2 separate regions of the Homo sapiens genome follow, and region 1 is linked to region 2. Evidence: chromatin loops called from intact Hi-C (ENCODE). Cell type or tissue: heart right ventricle. All regions are shown on one strand. Each heading gives the region's core, and the rest is flanking DNA. Links, peaks and the distances in the headings are about the cores only.

Region 1 (4,407 bases), core at 162-4,161, 59 kb before region 2:
ACAGGCAACAAAAACAAAAATAGACAAATGGGACTATGTCACCTGAGAAGCATCTGAACAGCAAAGGAAACAAAAGCATAAGGGGACAAACTGTAGAATAGGAGAAATTATTTGCAAACTATTCATTCGACATGGGCCTATATCTAGAATATACAAGGAACTCAAACAACTCAACAACAAAAAACCCCAAATGATTTGATTTTAAAATGGGCAAAAGATCTGAATAGACATTTCTCAAAAGAAGACACACAAATGGCCAAGGATATGAAGAAATTCTCAACATCTCTAATCATCGGGGAAAGGCAGATCAAAACCACAATGAGATATTATCCCACCACAGTTAGAACTGATATTATCAAAAAGACAAAAAATAACAAATGCTGGTGAGGATGCAGAGAAGAGGGAATTCTTATACACTGTTGGTAGGAATGTAAATTAGTACAGCCATTATGCAAACATATAGAGGATTCTCAGAAAACTAAAAATATAACTACCATATGATCCAGCTTTCCTACTACTGAGTATTTATTTAAAAAATCAGTATATCAAAGAGATATTTGCATCTCCATATTTATGGAATCACTATTCACAATAGCCAAGATATAGAATCAACCTAAATGTCCATCAATGGATGGATGGATAAAGAGAACATGTTATATATTCACAGTGGACTACTACCCAGACATAAAAATAATGAAATGCTCTCATTCACAGCAGCATGAATGAGCCTGGAGGATGTGTTAAGTGAAATAAGTCAGATATAGAAAGATAAATACCACAAATTCTGACTCATATAGAGTAGCTTAAAAAAAAGTTGTACTAATAGAAGTAGAGAGTAGAACTCTGGTTATTAGAAGCTGGGGAGGGTTCAGAGCTGGAAGGATAAGGAGAGGTTGATTAATAGATGCAAAAATATAGCTAGATAGGAGGAATAAGTTTGAGTAGTATTCTACAGCACTATAGGGTACATACAGTTAACAATAGTTTATTGTATATATTTAAAAAGCTAGTAGAGAGGATTTTGAGTGTTCCCACCAGAAAGAAATGATATGTTTCAGGTGATGCATATGCTAATTACACTGATTTGATCACTACACATTGTGTACATGTATCAGCATATCACTCTATATTCCATAAATATGTACAATTATTATGAGTCTACTACAAATAAAAGGAAAAAAATGAGCTGAGAAGCATGTTACCTTTTTTGAGCATAAAAGAGACCTTCTTCATAAGTTTGTACCCAAGTGATGTCATCTCCCCATCCTGAAATAGAAGAGAGAAATCAATGCAGTAACCCAGAACTAGAGAAGAGCTCGGAAATGGGTATCTAATAATCAGATATCTACCTACAGATATTTAACTAAGCCATCAAGCTGTTGGCTGACATATGGTGCAGAGGACACACAATTTTCACAAGATATGGAGGTGATTTCCCTTTAGATTGCAGTACTGAGGTTTTGCTACTGCATTTCAAACCTCGAGGCCCATGGCCTTGAACCCAGTAAGTACTCAATACATGTTGTTATGATTAGAGCTGATTGAAAGGACATCTTTGGATAATGTAAAAGCTGTGGCTTTAGGAACGCTTGGAAAGTAACAGTTCATCTTTGCATACTTTGTAATATTATTAGGAATCCTTTCGGCTGTACTCTACAATGCCCTCCTATTTTGGGTCCCAAGAGATGTTGACCTCTTCTAAGTCAGTATACGTTGTGAAATAAGGGAATTCCAAGTTTTGCTTTGAATTCTGACATGGAAAAAATTCTTGTGTGGGAATTTCATGGCCAAGAGACATAATAAAACGCATGTGTTTTGGAAACACCCAAAAGAATGGAGAGAAAAAACAGAAAGCAATGAATATAGAGAGAACCCATTAGCCTTAAAGAAATGGTATGAATAGTTGGGAATGTGTATAAGCAATTAAAGATAAAATCATCAAGTAGAAGAATGTGCAGAACCTCCAAAAACATTACTGAGTATTTTCAGGAAGTGTCTCAGTCTACGAATGAGAGAGATTGAATTAATGTGAAAATTAGCAATATTTGGAAGTCAGTTTGGGCCCAGGTTTTCTTGTACATTTCAAATGTTGTCAGACCACAGTTTCTGGCTTTAATATCATGGTAAATATGATAGTAATTTGATAAATATGATTCCATGATTTTTGCTTGTTTTTCATGTTTGTTTTCTGGCGACAGCTTTATTGAAATAAAATTCATACGCCAATACAACTCACCTATTGAAAACGTATACTTTTGGCCAGGCATGGTGGCTCATGACTGTAATCCTAGCACTTTGTGAGACCAAGGTGGGTGGATCATTTGAGGTCAGGAGTTCAAGACTAGCCTGGTCAATACAGTGTAATCTGTCTCTACTAAAAATGCAAAAATTAGCTGGGTGTGGTGGCATGTGCCTGTAGTCCCAGCTACTCGGGAGGCTGAGGCAGGAGAATCGCTTGAACCTGGGGGTGGATGTTGCAGTGAGCCAAGATTGCGCCACTGCTCTCCAGCCTGGGTAACAGAGCGAGACTCCATCTCAAAAAAAAAAAAAAAAAGAAAAAAAGAAAATGTGTGCTTTTTTCAGTATATCCACGAAGTTGTGCAACCATCATCACATCAATTTTAGAACATTTTCATCTCCTCAAAAAGAAACCCTATACCATTTAGCTATCACCTGCTCCCCATTTTCTTCAAATGCCACAGCCCTAAGAAACCCCTAATCTACTTTCTGTCTCTATAGATTTGCTTATGCTGGACATTTCATATAAATGGAATCATACAATATGTAGGCTTTTGTGACTAGATTTTTTCACTCAGCATAACCTTTTTAAGGTTCATCCTTATAGTGCCATGTATTATTATTTAATTCATTTTTTATGGTCAAATATTATTCCATTGTATGAATATACCATATTTTATTTATCTGTTCATCAGTTAATGATATTTGGGTTGTTTCCACTTTTTGTCTTTTATGAATAATGATGCTATGAACATACATATACAAGTTTTTCAGTGGTATATATTTTCATTTATCTTGGGTATATACCTAGGAGTGGAACTGCTGATCAAATGGTCACTCTGTATTTAGCTTTTTGAGGAGCTGCCGGGTTATTTTCTAAAGTAGATGCATCATTTTATATACTCACCAGCAACATTTTTGTTTTTTGTTTTTTTTTGCCTGATTTAAAATCTTAACATTGAAAAACATCTCTTGTTAGTTTAATGCCACATCTTAACAGGAACTCTTGCTCTCTGTAATAATCCTGAAAGATTCTCTTTCCAACTTTGGTTGAACACATGCAATATCTATACATCACATTTTGCATTAAGTAAAAGTTATTCTAAAACAGCAAGTGAGACGAGGCCTCTGCTGAATTTTCCCTCTTCTGTTGCAAATATCATTCAATGATGGAGCATTAGCAGTGGGGAAAATTTCTATTCTCTGCTCCTGCTCAATTTAGTTCCACAAACAGTAAAGGAACATCTGCTGCATAACTTACTCCACAAAGCAGTGGGAATACAAACATAGAGCAATATAATCCCTATTCTCAACAAATTGTCCATAGCTCTGTAGAAAAGCCATATTGCATTATAATGATTTTTTATTTACTCTGTTATAATCACAATAGGTCAAAGCTGTTACACAGTTTAAATGCACTTCATGGCTTCTGCTCATTACTCTAATTCTAGCCCTATCTCTATCTCTGGCTATATTTTCTTGTCTTTTGAGATTTTATTCATTTATCTAACATATATTTATTAAATATTTACTATCCGCCAATCACTGGACTAGGTACTCAGCAATTCTGATTCAAAGGAAATTGGATTTTTTTTGGATCATTCTATGTGTGTGTATTTTTTTCTCCCTGAACCTTCTTCTACCTTTTTCTAATTAATCTTCCTTTTCTCCTTACTGCCTTCTCTACTTAACTAGTGCTGCCCTGTGCTCTAAGGGGCTCCATATGCCACTCTTTATACTGTATCCAGACTTCTCCCACTCACCCCTACCTTTAATCTTCATTCATTCTGAGCCTCATTCTCTCCATTATCTCCCATGTAGCAATAGATGGTAAAAGACTTTGCCAAATATAAACCAATTCTCAATAATGGTGTTCTCAGCTAATATCAGTCATCTTCTGTGTTAAATTAGTTTCTTATCAATTGAAATAATAGAACCTTTAAGTTGTTTAAAATAGGGCATACAAATGTAATATATTTTTTCAAAACATTCAACAAGAGTTTTAAATAAATATTTAGAAGTGAGCACACAGAATGTTGATGCCTTGACGTATAGTTATCACAGTGCTGCTTAATGCAGACATGGAAAATCTTTAAGGGCAATAACTAGTTTAGTCTTTGTCACTTTAGGGCTACTGAGCTCATTGTTTTACAACAGTTATGCTTATAC
Region 2 (4,407 bases), core at 184-4,183:
ATGTTGTGGTGGCTTGGGGAATAGGGAGGGCCAAAGAGGGCAGAAAGACAGGGAAGTGGCGGTTCAGTAGAACAGTCAGAACACAAGCAATATTTGTTAAGTTTGCTGTCTTATATGGGTGTAGTTTGTGGTGCCCTAAAACAATTACAATAGTAATATGAAGTATTGATCACAGGTCACCATCACAGTTAATAATAACAATAATAAAAGTTTGAAATATTTTGAGAGTTACCAAAATGTAACACAGGGACACAAAGTGAACACCTGCTGTTGGAAAAATGGCACTGATATCCTTGCTCATGTAGAGTTGCCACGTATCTTCAATTTGTAAGAAAACACAGTAGCTTCAGAGCACAATAAAGCAAAGTGCAATAAAACAAGTTATGCCTGTAGTATTACTTTCTTAACTTGCTCTTTAAATACTTTGAAGAATTAATGCCTTTACTATATTTGTTGCTTATGGCATTTTGATTCTTCAGGCTAGTCAAGATCTTTCACCTGAACTATATCCTCTCTTCCGAATATTCTTTCCCAGCATGATGTTCCTATTTGATTCTCACTGTCAGACATAGCTGATATGGCATAGAAACCTCTTTCCGGTTTTTTTCTACCTTTTACCTTCTCTTTTACCTTCATTCCAAGCCCACTGTTGTAGTCCTAAAGGTGCCTTTCCTTCTCCTTTCCTCATTTGAGTATTTTATTTCTGAATCCCATCCTTTATTTTTTCCTAAAAATCTTGATCTAACTGACGTAACTTATTTTACTCTTACTAGAAAGAAACATCATTAAACCCTGTAACTACTAAGAAAGACAAAATTGATTCCTCTTGGAAGTCAATGCATGAAGAAGGAGAAGAAAAGTTTTTGGTGTTTATTTTTATTCTTCAAAAAAACCCCTTGGATTCTTATAGGAATCTCAGTTTTCTGATTGTGACAACATTTTCCAGATCCTTGATATGTATCTTGCACAAGATTTAGAATTTTTTTTTAAAGAACTAGTCAGTAATATGAAAGAAGCAAACATTTTTTACATAAAATTAAAATATTTTCAAAATTTAACTGTATTATGTATACTTAAGATTTAAATAGTAGTATTAACATTTTTAGGCATAGGTTGAGATAGCAAATGAATTAGTTTACTTCTTTAGTTGAGTTTACTTTTCAACATTAGAAATGATCAACATTTCTGGGTTTATAAGTTGGTTATGATTATAAATGCTTGAAACAATATGAAGAATATAATTTATTTTTTATTTAAATAGTACCATTCAGTGCAGAGTGCTTTGAGTGGTTTAGGCCTGTTTGCTTTTAGAGAGAACTTTGCATTTCTCCTGGTATTCTTTGCAGCTGCTTCACTCTTACTAGTGAGAGGATATTTTCAGGCTGAGCTGAATGAACATCTTTTCTTTTTTTTTTTTTTTCCCTGTGTCTTCCAGGCTGGAATGTAGTAGTGCAATCATGGCTCATTGCAGCCTTAATCTCCCGGGCTCAAGTGATCTTCCCACCTCAGCCTCCCAAGTGGCTGGGTCCACAAGTGCATGCCACCACACCCAGCTAATTAATTATTTTATTTTATTTTATTTTTTGGTAGAGACAGGGCTTCTCTATATTGCCCAGGCTGGTTTCGAACTCCTAGGCTCAAGCAATCCTCCTGCCTCACCCTCCCAAAGTGCTGGGATTACAAGTGTGAGCCACTGCACCCAGCCTGAGTGAACACCTTGAAGACAAGTGTGCTACCATTGCTCCTAGTTTGTGCAGGCTGTCCAGTGGGGACAGTGATCTAGATTGATGGCAGGCATCAGCAAAGGCTCTGCTGTGGGTTAATTTTTGCCCTATACCTTTTTGTTTGTTTCTGCCAAATTATATTACCTTGGAAATAGGAACTAAAAATAAAGAATTCATTTCTTCTTGACCTGTCTCAGAAGGAATTTGGCTTGTATTTCTCAAGGAGCAGAGGGTGGGTTGGTTTCTCTGTAAGCCAAAAGATAAAAAAGAACAAAGGGACATGGCTCATACCTTGGAAGGCCAACAAAAATAACTAAAATGCTCACTGGATTAGAGCTTTGTAAAGTCATACTAACTGATTTCTTAAAATTAACTACAACTTAAGATGGTGAGACCAAATGAGAAATGCCTCCTCTGTACTAAGAGCCACAGGGCTTTTTATATCCTTCTTTCCTTCTTGCCGTTCCCATGTTGGTTTCTGTTGTGTCTCGACTTCGAGTACCATTGTGATGAGACTGAACTAAATGTGCCAGTTGTGCACTCAAAGCCTCAAGTGGTTTTGCTTCACTGCTGACAATAAAATGAAACAACAACAAAAAATGCCTAAAATACTTTACATTAGGCCTCTTCTAGGTTGTCATCTGAGCCAGAAAACATTGTCAGAACAGTGGACATTTTCATGGTGCCATTTTCCCAAGTGGAAAACCAAAGGGGCACACAGCAGCCATTTGAGATGTTGTGAGATGGGGCATGAAGATGACTGCACTTTTCAGCATCTGTGCTGTGAAACATCTCCTCCGAGGCTGGTGGCTTATTTCCCCTGTCTCTCTGTTGTGGGTTTGGGGGCAGGCACAGCCACTTCCTCTGCTCCACTACCTCTTCCCACACCCTTTTTATTCCTTCTGAGCTGCTTCCCTTTTTGATATCCAGCTTCCTCTTTCTCCTGGTGCCCCTACCTAAGGGTAATTCCTCCCTTCCCCCATCCATAATGTGTGTAGCTAAGTACCGACAGCATACTCACACTTTGTTAAAATTTGAAAATATTATTTTTGTTTTATCAGAATCCCTCCCCATTATGGAGTCCGCTGCTTTTAAGTTATTTATAAAGCTGTTGTTGAAATACTAAAATGTCCGGTCACATTTGATTCTACCTTAAAATAACCTATCACTTTTGTTGATCCCTTTTTCGAGTGTGAAGGTAAGAGGATGTGCTGCACTCTTGGCTGGGAAGGTGGTGCTGCATGTTGTTTATGCATGTTTACACTTCAATAGTCATAAAGATCTTCATCAAAACAAACTTGTTTTCTGCTTAAGGAAGAAAATCAACATTTTCTGATAAACAAAAATGCGAATATACATTATCCTGTGGAGGATTTTCTCACCTTTATGTGTGGTGAATTAATTCTCCCTATGGATGTACACTTGCAGTCCTGAACCACCCATGCCCCTTCTAGAAAACATTGGATGCTAACCCATCTGGCAGGGAGGAATGGATTTTGCCCTTTGTGTGTGTGTGTGTGTGTGTGTGTGTGTGTGTGTGTGTTCATCCTACAGTAAGGTTATAAAGGAAAACAATGACTCCCTAATTAAGGCATATTCTTGACAAAACTTGGACCCAACCCTTAAACCCATGGGCTACTTCAAGATTACACTCCCATAGTGGTAACTCCGCTCAAGGGGCCTAAGGCACTCCATCCGCCAGGGTGTGCAGCTGCCACACCACTCCCTCTGCATTTGACAAGGAAATGGAGTGGGGTCTTCCTCCCAGTGTCCTCTCCCCCCAGCACATGGGTGGCTCAAGGCATTTATTTTGCATCTCTGACAGTACTTACTTATGTACAAATATTCAAGATCCAGTTGTCACCAAGGGGGAACACGTTAAAATGCAGATGCCTGGGAGGCCTACTTTTAATTGCTTGGGTTTGGAGTAACACCCAGATGACTCGCTATTACCAAGCACCGCTGAGTGTTTGACTCACAGACCACACTTTGTGAAAACTTGACTTTGTAAAAAAAAAAAAATTAAAAATAAAAAATCCATCATATTTCCCAGGGACTAAAGAGTAAGCAAAGCAATAAGGACATATATTTAAAATGGAAATATAATACGGAGACCTCCTGTGTATATAAAAGATTATAAAAATCAAGTAATGAATTTATATGCTAAGTTACAACAATTCCAAACGACACCATGTGAATAATGCACATACTCACAACATGATCAGAATTAGGAGCAGTCTCAGGCTAGCTCTGATTTTTGTAACTTCCTTATAGAGTTCAGCCTTGTAAGGGCTGTGATGATGTAAATGTTAACTGTGCCAAGATTCTGCCTCTCCCAGGTGCCAAGGTCATGCCAGCAGGTAAGGACATATTTAGGCTACACTTTACCTATGCTTAGTCTCTTGAGAGGCAGGGAGCAGGAAGAAAGTGCTCTATTTAGAGAGATGTAGACAAGATATGAAGAATTACTCATCTGTAGACAATGAAATAATCAAGTTAAAGAATACACAGCAGTTGAATAACTCTAAATTTACAGAGTGTGTTCAACAAGCATTTACTGAGTATTTAAAATGGTTGAGCATTTCAGTGTATTTTATTCCTTTGGGGTGCTACTTTCCCTTTTCCTGTGTTTTATTTTTTATTTTATGTAAAGCAAGGGTCTCACTCTGTTGCCTAGGCTGCA

What was found. Hi-C counts contacts between places; a loop is a spot of excess contacts. Peaks named below come from ENCODE experiments on the same cell type or tissue, not always from the same donor. Only the 100,000 strongest peaks of a DNase experiment are listed, where the experiment ranks them.
Region 1: it touches region 2 in a loop (5-fold over the local background); 1 of 110 quality-filtered maps calls a loop at or near these places.

What each region holds. Positions count from the first base shown.
Region 1 is chr7:16,872,578-16,876,984 of GRCh38, forward strand. AGR3 (anterior gradient 3, protein disulphide isomerase family member) reads right to left here. Exons shown (of 8, transcript NM_176813.5): 3 at 1,203-1,266. Among named protein-coding and RNA genes, the nearest start is that of AGR3, 7.2 kb to the right of the region's middle. In heart right ventricle, for the core only: no CTCF peak of the experiment used is centred there; no DNase peak of the experiment used is centred there.
Region 2 is chr7:16,931,481-16,935,887 of GRCh38, forward strand. No RefSeq gene overlaps it. Among named protein-coding and RNA genes, the nearest start is that of AGR3, 52 kb to the left of the region's middle. In heart right ventricle, for the core only: no CTCF peak of the experiment used is centred there; a DNase peak (open chromatin) is centred at 2,528.